2 separate regions of the Homo sapiens genome follow, and region 1 is linked to region 2. A link is a contact called in ENCODE Hi-C or POLR2A ChIA-PET data. All regions are on one chromosome and are shown on one strand. Each heading gives the region's core, a stretch centred on a gene start or an enhancer-like site at or near the end of the contact. The rest is flanking DNA. Distances are from core to core; before and after follow the strand shown. Region 1 overlaps LOC101928893 (a long non-coding RNA gene). Region 2 holds the start of MRPL1 (mitochondrial ribosomal protein L1).

Region 1 (5,921 bases), core at 1,694-4,193, 860 kb before region 2:
CTTTTCCAAATTGCAGACGGCAGACTTCTCATTGTATCCTCACGTGATAGAAAGAAGCAAGGCTGGGCACGGTGGCTCACACCTGTAATCCCAGCAATTTGGGAGCCGGAGGCGGGAGGATCACCTGAGGTCAGGAGTCTAAGACCAGCCAGGCCAACATGGTGAAACCCCCATCTCTACAAAAAATACAAAAATTAGCCGGGCATGATGGTGGGTGCCTGAAATCCCAGCTACTTGGGAGGCTGACCTGGGAGAATCAAGAATCGCTTGAACCCAGGAAGCAGAGGTTGCAGTGAGCCGAGATCACGTCATCGCACTCCAGCCTGGGCGACAGAACAAGATGTCAAAAAAAAAAAGAAAAAGAAAAAAAAGAGATCTCCCTGGGGTCTCTTCTTATTCATGAAAGCTCCAGTCTCATGGCCTAATTACCTTCCAAAAGACCTGCTTCCAAATACCATTATATTGGGGGATTAGATTTCAACATATTATGAATTTTGGGGAGACACAAACATAATCCATGATGCTCTCTTTTTTCTTTGATTAGAAAATTGGCAATAGTTGTTTCTAAACTTACAGGACTCCTCTCAAGATAACTGCTGAGAATAGAGGGAAATTCCTGGTAGATATAGATATTGATATACAAATAAGCTCCCCAAAAATGTCTGATAAGGGCAGAGTGAGGGGTGGTTTACATTCCAAGGTCCTCACTGCTGTCAGTCAAGGGGATGCAAAGTAGTGAGCTGGATGGGAGGCCTGTGAAATCCTAGCAGTGGATAATCAGATAAGGGGGAAAAAAATAGGGAAAAAATGGGCTTGGCTTTCTTTGAGACATTAAGGTCTTGTTCTGCATTCACTTACTCATTCTCACTTACTGGTTTATTTATTCAGCAATATTTATGCATTTATATAACAGGCCCTGTGGTACTCACTGGGCACAGGCAGACTCTTGTTTAATGGCCTGCATCATTCCCATCTCTGGTTACTTGCACCTTCTCTCTTGTCTCACTGTTACAGCATTGATTTTTATAACATGTCTATTTCCTTTCATAAAATTAAAACTTGAAGGCAGTGGAGTTCCCCATTGTTTGATTTTTCACAGTCCCTAACCTAATTCTTGGGTTTTAATGGACTCTCAAAAAGTGTTTGCGGCTTTGATTTTTTTTTAATCTCAAAACTTGGTGATTGTTGGTGAGAAATTTAACCAATTATTTCATGTTAACACCTTGTGGACTGTAAACATGTGCTAAATCAAGCAGCTCAAAATGTCTGGGCTACTGGAACTCACTAAGCAAGGCCTTAAATAGGATAGAAGCTGCTGGGGAGGTCCTGGGCCTCCAGTCACTCCAGAAGGACCAGCATTTGACCTCTGAGGGAGGCCTGGAGAGGGAAGGGAAGAAGAAGCCTCAGGACTTACTCAAAATGCACATGCTCAGAGGTTCAGGTCTCTACATTTTTGCTTTCCCCCTTTTCACTTTCACAATTACAAGGGACTGTAGTCCTGTCCACCCTTTGGGGCAGGGGATAAATGCGGCTCCCAGGGACATTTTTTTGCCAAGCTTCCTCTCTCATTCCCATTCACTCCTTCCTTCCTGTTTGCAGAGAAGCTCATAGTTGTATTTAATTCTTCAGTGAGGTTTCCGCTGGCAGCGAACAACTGCTGTTAGTTCGTTTTGAAAGGAGCTTTACTTCATTAAAACACGGTGAAAGGAGGATTGCAATTAATAGAATAATAACTAAAAATGGGCATGTTAAGTGCCCACTCTCCAGAAGGAGAGTGAGAATGAAGAAAAAGTAGAGTCTGGAAATCCTAGAAGTTCCCAATCTGGAGAAATCTCAGGTTTTTAAATATATGCCCTGGGGCCTTGCTATTCAAAGGGTGGTTCATGAAAGAGGAGCATCTCCATCCCCCGGGAGCTAGATAGAAGTTCTAGATAGAAGTTCAGGACGTCTACAGTTAGAAGCCCACTGCAGACCTAAAGAATCAAAATCTGCATTTTAACGAGAGCTCCAAGTGATTCTTCTTCACATTAAAGTTTGAGAAGTGCTGATACTATCTCGATAGATTTGAATTATAAAAGACTTCAAACAAGGGCTTTGCACTTTGCCCTCAGGGAACCTATTCAACTGCCCCCTGTCTCTCATTTTGGCTGTGTACTCAATCATTCCTGTGGAACAGAAAGGATCACTTTGGGCTGAGCTCAGCAGTTACACCAGATTCATGTTCAGATGTCTGGAAGCCTCTCAGCCAGGAAGGAAAAATTATATTGTAACTTTTCACTCTAGCAAGAATCAGGTATTGTTTGTTCCATTTTATAGATAAGGAAATTGAGGTTCAGAGAAGTTAAGTAATTTATTCAAGATCACCCTGTCAGCAAGTGGCATGGTTGAGTCAAGCCCAGGTCTACCTAACTCCAAAGGTCATGCTTTTTCATATGCATGATGCTTTTGTGGTCACTATTGTTAGCTATATTCTTTTTAAGCAACACTTTACTGGTCTCTCCCTTCAGAGTACATATACTTTTTTCAGGATATATTTATATAAGAGCCTAAAGTCATGCTCTTTCATAAGGTTTGAATTTAGTTACTTACAACTGCCAACCACCCCATCCCCCTTTGAACAATTTTCAAAGCAAGGTTCTTTCACTGCTGAGGGGAAGGAAACAGAAAGGCGGAGTGACCGAGCACGGGTTCCACTTCGGAAATGACCCCGAAGGGAGTCTGGGCTGTGCCAGAAAGAGGAGCAAGATAAAAGAGCCCAGGACTCAAAACCGGAAATGGAAGAGAACTGTGTACACAGATGATTCTGTCACCTTTGGCAGTTCTGCCTCTGTCACCTCATCATGATCAACTCCGCACCAGATACAGAGGGGGCAGACTCAAAATGTCAGCAGCGACAATGCCAATGCCACAATATGAGATACCCTCACCAGAAAGGATTCGGCGTGGTGCTATGAACATGGCTGCATGCTGCAATCTTATGACACAGTCCAGCAACTTGTGGGGGAAAAAAAGAAAAAAGAAAGGGGGTTTGTAAGCATGGGGAAAGCAGGAGCTAAAAGTTATAAACGGCAACCCCAAACCTGAGTAGAAGATTTCTATAAGGCCTTCCATTATTTTAGAATATAATTCTAATATTAATGAACTTTTTGAAGTAGACCAACCCTCTTCTGCATTTTAAAAGGAAAAAAAAATGTACTGTACATTGAACTCTGCAATATTTCCCCCTCAGTTTTACTTTTTCGAAAAGGTAAAGCCACAGAAAAATTGAAATAGTAGTGAAATCGCCTTTGCAAAAATTATAACCGTAAGAAAATTATGACAGTGAAAGAGATCTCATCTAACCAATCCCCATCTTGCCCTTAATCTTCAAACTGCCCTTAAGGATTCCTGGGCTTGGGCCAAGCTAACTTTGGAATACATTTAGTTTATAGTTTAAATGATAATAGCCCTTTCCAAAACTAAACTGCCTTTGTAAAGCTAATGAATGACCACTAGATTAGAATGAAAGGAGCCTGAATTCTGCTGTAGTGTAGATGGAAAGGACTACCAGCCATTATTCCAGAGATCACAAGATTTGTGACTTCCCCAATTACTCCTGCAGATCACATCACTCTTGGAGAACCTGAGATTAGCCTTTTCAGGTTTTTGTCTCTGAAGGCTGATGGCTCCACCGATCCTGCCAACTGGTCCTGTGGCCACACCCGGAAGCGGACTCAGCAGGCTCAAGGACACTTTCCACACTCCTAGGACTGCATCCCCAACCAATCAGCAGCACCCATTTCCTGGCTCTCCAAACTGTCCTTGAAAATCCCTAACCTCCAAATTTTCAGGGAAACTGCTCTGAGTGATAAAACTCCAGTCTCCTGTTCGGCAGGCTCTGCATGAATTAAACTCTTTCTCTATTGCAATTCCCCTGTCTTCATAAATCGGCTCTATCTGGGCAGTGGGCAACATGAACCCACTGGCTGGTTACAATAGTACAATGAAAACCTGTATACCCATCATCCAGATTTAACAATCGTTAAGATTTTGCCTTTTTCTCTCTTTCTCTCATTCTGTTGTTTTTTTCCTCTATTTCAATTTGACTGGTATCTGGGTTGTTTTTTTTTTTTTCACGGATAATTTATCATCTGTTGTTTTTAATTGAACCATTTTCACAGCATTTCATCCCTTAATACCTTAATACAAGCAGTAAGAACAAAGTCATTCTCCGCATAACTATAATATCATCATCACTTCTAAGTAATATAACATTGATTTAATATCATATAATATATTGTCAAGGGCCAAGGGAAAACTTCTGTCAGGCCTCTGAGCCCAAGCCAAGCCATCACATCCCCTGTGACTTGCACATATACGCCCAGATGGCCTGAAGTAACTGAAGAATCACAAAAGAAGTGAATATGCCCTGCCCCACCTTAACTGATGACATTCCACCATGAAAGAAGTGCAAATGGCCGGTCCTTGCCTTAAGTGATGACATTACCTTGTGAAGTCCTTTTCCTGGCTCATCCTGGCTCAGAAAGCACCCTCACTGAGCACCTTGTGACCCCCACTCCTGCCCGCCAGAGAACAAACCCCCTTTGACTGTAATTTTCCTTTACCTACCCAAATCCTATAAAACGGCCCCACCCTTATCTCCCTTCACTGACTCTCTTTTCAGACTCAGCCCACCTGCACCCAGGTGAAATAAACAGCCATGTTGCTCACACAAAGCCTGTTTGGTGGTCTCTTCACACAGATGTGCATGAAATTTGGTGCCGTGACTCAGATCGGGGGACCTCCCTTGGGAGATCAATCCCCTGTCCTCCTGTTCTTTGCTCCATGAGAAAGATCCACCTACAACCTCAGGTCCTCAGACTGACCAGCCCAAGGAACATCTCATCAATTTTAAATCAGGTAAGCAGCCTCTTCTTACTCTCTTCTCCAACCTCTCTCACTGTCCCTCAACCACTTTCTCCTTTCCACTCTTCAATCTCTCCCCTCTCTTAATTTCAATTCCTTTCATTTTCTGGGAGAGACAAAGGAGACACATTTTATCTGTGGACCCAAAACTCCGGCGCCGGTCACGGACTGGGAAGGCAGCCTTCCCTTGGTGTTTAATCATTGCAGGGACGCCTCTGTCATTATTCACCCATGTTTCAAAGGTGCCAGACCACGCAGGGACGCCTGCCTTGGTCCTTCACCCTTAGCAGCAAGTCCTGCTTTCCTGGGGAAGGGGCAAGTACCCCAACCCCTTCTCTCCTTGTGTCTACCCCTTCTCTGCTTTTCTGGGGGAGGGGCAAGTACCCCTCAACCCCTTCTCCTTCATTCTTAGCGGCAAGTCCCGCTTTTCTAGAAGAGGGGCAAGTACCCCAACCTCATATCTCTGCACCCCAATCCCTTATTTCCGTGCCCCAACCTCTTATATCTCTGTGCCCCAATCCCTTATTTCTGTGCCCCGACCTCTTATCTCTGCACCCCAATCCCTTATTTCCATGCCCCGATCCCTTATTTCCATGCCCTGATCCCTTATTTCTGTGCCCCAACCCCTTATTTCTGCACCCCATCCCTTATTTCCATGCCCTGACCTCCTATCTCTGTGCCCCAACCCCTTTTCCCACTTTTCTGGAAGGTAAGAACCCCCGAACCCCTTCCCTCCATTTCTCTACTCTCTCTTTTCTCTAGGCTTGCTTCCTTCATTATCATCAACCTTCCACCCTCCATTCCTCCTTCTACTCCCTTGGCCTGTGTTCTCAAAAACTTAAAACCTCTTCAACTCACACCTGACCTAAAACCTAAATGCCTTATTTTCTTCTGCAATGCCGCTTGACCCCAATACAAACTCGACAGTAGTTCCAAATAGCCAGAAAATGGCACTTTGAATTTTTCCATCCTGCAAGATCTAAATAATTCTTGCCGTAAAATAGGCAAACGGTCTG
Region 2 (6,211 bases), core at 816-3,315:
AAAAGATATACACAATAATTGGCCATCCATTTCTCCAACAGCCAGGAAGAATGCTGGTATTGAGGCTAATACCTAAAAAGAACAGTAGCTACCGTGGCTTCCAGTGCTTTAATGAACCTCCGATGTGGGGCCTTCTGGCAAAACATTTGCAATTTCATATTGTTGAAGCATTCATTGTATCCCTGGGGGTTTTCGCTATGTTCGCGGTGGCTGAGCCAAGAAAGAAGGCATGTGTCGACTCCTACAGAAATGATGATTCCATAAAAGATTTTGAGGAGATGAGGAAAACGTATATTTCAGAGCACAAAGTGATTTTGCAATATAAAGAATTTCTTTGGGTTGAATTACCTAAAAGTTTGTCACTGACCTGTGTTCTTGAACTATGAAATGTGAAAGTTTCTCCTGATAAGTAAACAATTAAAAAAATAAAAAAGATAGACAATAATCAAAGCCACAAACTTTGGATGAGCTAACCAAGGAGTGAATTTAGATACAGAAGAGATGAGAATGAAGGATGGAACCCTGGCTTCCAGAACACTCCAAAGTAAAGAGGCTGGGGAGAGGAAGAGGAACCAGCCAAGTAATGTGAGAAAAAATGACACATGAAATAGGAAGACAATTAACAGAGAGATATCCTAGAAGCCAAGAGAAGAAAATGTGACAAGAAAATTATAATATTCAGGTATTTTTGGTTTCTTTGGATTTGTGTAACATAACGATTTCTGTCATACATGAAGATGCCTTCAACCTCCTTTCAGAAATAATATACATTTTGGTTTGCTCACAAAGTAGGCATCAGGGTCTGTTGTTATCTCTTGTCACCCCTAATTTTTGAGCAATAACTCTCTTGACACAGTTTTCCTAAAAAGAAACTCAAAAAAAAAAAAAAAAAAACTGTGATGCAGTGTTAAATATACATGTATCACTGACCTAGGATTGCAAGCTTCAGTACTTCCTCTGCCATTTACTAGTTATATGAACTTGGCCACATATCTAATAAGTTCAGTTTCTTCCTCTGTAAAATGGGGGTAATGCTGGCTACTGCTTCTACCTAAAGACCTACCTAAATTAAACAATATATATCACTGGACTTCAAAAACACAAAATAAAAGCAAAAAGCGTTGCACAGGCCGGGCGCAGTGCCTCACGCCTGTAATCCCAGCACTTTGAGAGGCCGAGGAGGGCGGATCACCTGCGATTAGGAGTGCAAGACTAGCCTGGTCAACATGGTGAAACCCTGTCTCTACTACAAATACAAAAATTAGCCAGGCATGGTGGCACACGCCTGTAGTCTCTGCTACTCGGGAGGCCGAGGCAGGAGAATCGCTTGAACCTGGGAGACGGAGGTTGCAGTGAGCTGAGATCGCACCACAGCACTCCCAGCCTGGGTGGCAGAGCGAGACTGCCGTCTCAAAAAAAAAAAAAAAAAAAAATTGTTGCACAAGAAAGGGCTGTCATCGTAGACAAAAAGTTGAAATTATTAAGATGAAAAGAGGCGCTACCAAGAGGTACTACAGAATTAGCCCCCTCAAATGATAAACGTTGATCCAAATTAGACCACCTATGGAAGTTTAAGAACTGGAATCGCCTATAACGAAGTAATTCCGAAAGCACCAAAAAGCACTTTGAAAATTGCTCTAATTTACAGACTTAAGCCACTCAAATACATCATCTTTCCCTTATCAGAACTCACCTCACTTATCACACTCCACTACCCGCAGCCCACACCCCAGTATCAGAGACGACCCAGTCCTTGCCATGCCCATAGGTGGCTGGAGGGCGCTCGATGTACGTCCCGCTCCCACTCCCTCCCTCAGGGTGGACGTCTCCAGAATGGAGTGAAACCCTTCATAAGGTCACTTTTAAGTAGTAATGACCCACCCTCTGAAAAACCTAGAGACCAGAAACAGCACGAGGCATTTTCAGCACCCAGAGCAGAATCCGCCTTGCACTCTGCTGCAACCAGAGACTCGGTGCCAGAGCCATTTCCCCTGCAAGACAACCCCTCGCCTTACCTCTACCCATGCACCTTACGGCCGCCGCCATGTTGGGCACTCCGGATTGCGTTCACGAAATTGTTCCTACGTTTCTACTGGGAAGAATTAAAAAAAGGTTCCGTTCTAGAATCCGCAAAGAGGGAAGGAGTTAAAAAGAGAAAGAGGAACGGGGCGGGGACCAAAATGAGCTTTGCTGCCGGCGTGGCGGTGTTACTGTTAGTCCTCCGTGTTGCCCAGGACCCTGTGTGTTTCGTGGTTCCGGTATGGCTGGTTAACCACCTTCGGGAAAATACGATCCTGTTGGCGATGCTGTGATTATTTTAATCCTTCCTTCTTATTCTTTTTCTTTTTTGATCCTGCAAGTGTACTCAGAGCGACAATTTTAACAGGCTGTGAGAGTACTTAATACCCAACGTAAAATCTTGAAAAACAGGAACCCTGAAACCCACTAGCTTCCTCCGCCACTTTTCCGGCCTTGGAAAGACTTATTTTAAAAATTCTCTAGGCGTTTTCGCCGCTACCCGAGGGAGGTGTCCAACTCACTGACAAACTTTTTTTGCTAATTGTCAAACTTTCTGTCAGCGCAAGATCAACCTTAGCTTTAAAATCTTAAATTAATCTCTACATTTACCCCCTGCTGGCAAGCGAGTAGACTTACCATTAGGATCAATTGAATAATAATACTTGACATTTATAAAACATTTCTAGTTTTAAAATGGCAGCTCCAAGACCCACGCACAAGTTATTCTGATAGGAAAAAAAAACAAAAACAAAACAGAATGAGTGTACTTTCCATTACGTCACAGCTGTCGGTGTGGTTTATCTAAAACAAATCTGATTACGGATTTTATCACTTCCCAGCTTACCTCCCCCACAACACACACACACACACACACACACACACACACACACACACGTTTCTCACCTCCATAACTTGGTTCATTCTATCTTCTCTGCTTCGTGTGTACCGTACCCTACATCACCTAGGTAACTTTTTAAAGATTTCGCCTCAGGCTGTGTTTCTTTTAAACAGTTTTGAGATATAATTTACATAGCATACAATCTACCAATTTAAATTGTACAATTAAATGGTTTTTAGTGTACTCAAAGAGTTGTGCAGCCATCACCACAATATATCAGTTCTTGTCACCAGTCTGAGCTTTTTATGGGTAGAAACCATCTTACTCATTTTTGTAACCTCAGCACATACTTCAGTGCCAGGCCCATAGGAGGCTCTCAGTAAATGTTTGCTGAATAAATGAATATATGCATACATGAATTAGTGACTCAATTAGAATGGCAAGCCTGCAAAATTAACTTGCTTCAATGAAGCTGCCCACAGGCAGATGAACTGGATCAAAGGCATTTCCCAGATGCTTTATTCATATTTATACATAGTACTCATCTACATGAAAAAATAAGATTTCTAATGTATTGCCTTGTCTTGTTAACACCTAAGCAGTTACTTCAAAGATTCTATAACAATTTGTGACTTATGCAAAAAAATCGAAGAACTTAAATCTATCTTTGTAAACTTTTCCTTCTCTCCCTCGCTCCCTCTCATCCTCCCTTCTTTTCACAAATATATGAGTGCCTGCCATGTGTCAAGCAGTGTACTTGGCTATGCATAAATGAAAAAAACTAATTCAATTTGAGAGTAAGTACCAGAATTGGAGCAAGTTTACCCAGTCAATTTCAGAGAAAAACAAACACTCAGATTAGAGGTGCTGGTCCTTAGACCCTATATCTGTTTCCTTTCCACAGTCCACAGCTGGGGTCAGTTGGCCCCCATCTGTGGACTTTTTTTTCCCCCTCTCAAGACAGGATCTCACTCTGACACCCAAGCTGGAGTGCAGTGACAAGATCATAGCTCATTGCAGCCTTCACCTGCTGGGCTCAAGTGATCCTCATGTCTCAGCCTCCCAAGGGGCTGGGACTACAGGCACACACCACCACACCTGGCTAACTTATTTTTATTTTTCTTTATAGACAGCGGGGAGTGTGGGGTGTCTTTCTTTTTTGCCCAGGCTGGTCTCAAACTCCTGGCTTCAAGCAATCCCAAAGTGCTGGGATTACAGGTGTGAACCAACACGGCAGGCCCCATTTATGGACTTTTTTATGTCTACTGTTCTAACAAGAGAGTTTAAACATCCTATATTGAAACTATTACCATATAGTATGCTTACATACCATATAGTATGCTTATAGTGGTAGCCTAATTAAAGTAATGTCCTGTACAGGTACAGCTTACCTGTTGCCCACTCTGGTCACCAGAACTCGATGGCATTAGGTAGGATCCAGATTCCAGTTTTGTATATAACAATACATAAAGAGATTCCTTAGCCTGAGACTTTATTTTTATTTTTTTGAGACGAAGTCTCACTCTTTCGCCCAGGCTGGGGTGCAGTGGTGTGATCTCGGGCTCACTGCAAGCTCCGCCTCCCAGGTTCACGCCATTCTCCTGCTTCAGCCTCCCGAGTAGCTGGGACTACAGGCGCCCACCACCATGCACGGCTAATTTTTTATATTTTTAGTAGAGACGGGGTTTCACCGTGTTAGCCAGGATGGTCTCAGTCTCCTGACCTCGTGATCCACCCGCCTCGGCCTCCCAGAGTGCCGGGATTACAGGCGTGAGCCACCGCTCCCGGCCTTAGCCTGAGACTTTATAAAAACAACAAAAGGACTTTATAAAAACTACAAAAATCCATACTCTGAAATGGGAACTCCAAGACTGTAAATATTTAGTACATAATGAGTTTCTTCTCACTAAAAAGAGGTAATAGAGCAGGAATATCCAATCTTTTAGACCACACATAAAATACACTAATGATAGCTGATGAACTTAAAAAAAAAATCATCAAAAAATCTCATAATGTTTTAAGAAAGTTTACAAATTTGTGTTGGGCCGCATTCAAAGTCATACTGGGCTGCATGTGGCTGGCAGGCTGTGGGTTGGATAAGCTTGTAATAGAGCATTTTGGTTAAGCAGCTGTGCCCTGGAGCCAAACTGCCTAGGTTTGAATTCCAGTATTATCACTTAGTAGTTGTGTGACCTGGGGCAAATTTATATACCTCTCTGGGCCTTGGTTTCCCTGATATGGGGCTAATAATAAAATAATTTACTGAGGTGCTTACTGAAGTACTTGGCACAGAGTAAGCACTCAAAAAATATTAAGTGTCATTATTAAAGAACCAGTGAGAGCTCTGAACCAGAAAGGCAAAATGAATAAGCTGTTCTAGTACTCCTTCTTCCAATATCTGCTTATTTCTTAACATGATCCATGCTGTTGTTATTCCCACATGTATAAGGATGTCACTTTCTTTATATTAGAACTTTTATATGTATTTGCAGAAGGTCTTTAGACTGTATTATGGACTTAAAATTCACTTTAAAATGCAACTTTTGATTTCTAGGAAGATTTATACTTTCCAGGAGTCTTGGCAAAATGCCAGCTGCCAGCCTGCTTGGCTAATTTCCCTGGGAAAAGCTAATAAATATTTGTCTAGCCCTGTAACTTACTTGATCTGTGTTCTCTGCCTTCTTCAGCCATCTTCCAGTTGAGTTGGAAACTTCTTTGCAAGAAGTGTCACTTCCCTTTGGGGTTCAAGTTGAAAATGGATTCTCGGCCGGGCGTGGTGGCTCACGCCTGTAATCCCAGCATTTGGTAGGCCGAGGCGGGTGGATCACCTGACGTCAGGAGTTCGGGACTAGCCTGACCGACATGGAGAAACCCTGTCTCTACTAAAAAAATACAAAATTAGCCAGGCGTGGTGGTGCATGACTGTAATCCCAGCTACATGGGAGGCTGAGGCAGGAGAATCGCTTGAACCCAGGGGGCAGAGGTTGCCGTGAGCCAAGATCGCGCCATTGCACTCCAGCCTGGGCAACAAGAGTGAAACTCCATCTCAAAATAAAAAGAAAAAAGAAAATGGATTCTCTTATTAGACAAAAATAAGGAACTCCAAGACATTTCCTATTTCAGTAATGTGCATCAGAATCACTCAGAAGGCTTGTTAAACTCAGGTTGCTGGGCCCCACCCCCAGAGCTTCTGATCCAGTAGGTCTGAGATGGGGCCTGTGAGTATAATAAATTCTCAGGAGATACTGATTTACTGGCCCAGTGACCGTACTTTCAAAACTACTCCCTATGTAATACCATGAAATATTTGCATTTATACCCAATGTTAACTTGGGGAGGAGCTGTTGTTTTGTT

Evidence for each region. A loop is a pair of places that touch in the nucleus more often than their neighbours do. ChIA-PET counts read pairs that join two places held with the same protein, here RNA polymerase II (POLR2A). Pooled maps may share reads with other maps.
Region 1: a loop to region 2 is called in a pooled map, with 2.7 times the contacts of the local background. The contact joins the enhancer-like site here to the promoter of MRPL1 in region 2. A Hi-C loop is called at or near these places in 1 of 50 pooled maps. POLR2A ChIA-PET finds 5 or more read pairs at or near these places in 2 of 52 experiments (OCI-LY7 and SK-N-SH).

What each region holds. Positions count from the first base shown.
Region 1 is chr4:78,718,102-78,724,022 of GRCh38, reverse strand. The region is part of intron 1 of LOC101928893 (a long non-coding RNA gene); the gene reads right to left. Among named protein-coding and RNA genes, the nearest start is that of BMP2K-DT, 55 kb to the left of the region's middle. RefSeq lists enhancers at 1,509-2,080, 2,534-2,583, 2,081-2,651, 2,834-2,963, 3,224-3,794 and 3 more and a cis regulatory region at 2,516-3,000. Within about 2 kb of position 2,943, at least 3 of the 41 ENCODE cell types and tissues checked have a DNase peak (open chromatin) inside an H3K27ac peak, as active enhancers do.
Region 2 is chr4:77,858,684-77,864,894 of GRCh38, reverse strand. MRPL1 (mitochondrial ribosomal protein L1) reads right to left here and starts at 2,065. Exons shown (of 9, transcript NM_020236.4): 1 at 2,016-2,065. The coding sequence starts at 2,046. RefSeq lists enhancers at 1,518-1,617, 1,978-2,377 and a silencer at 3,862-4,077.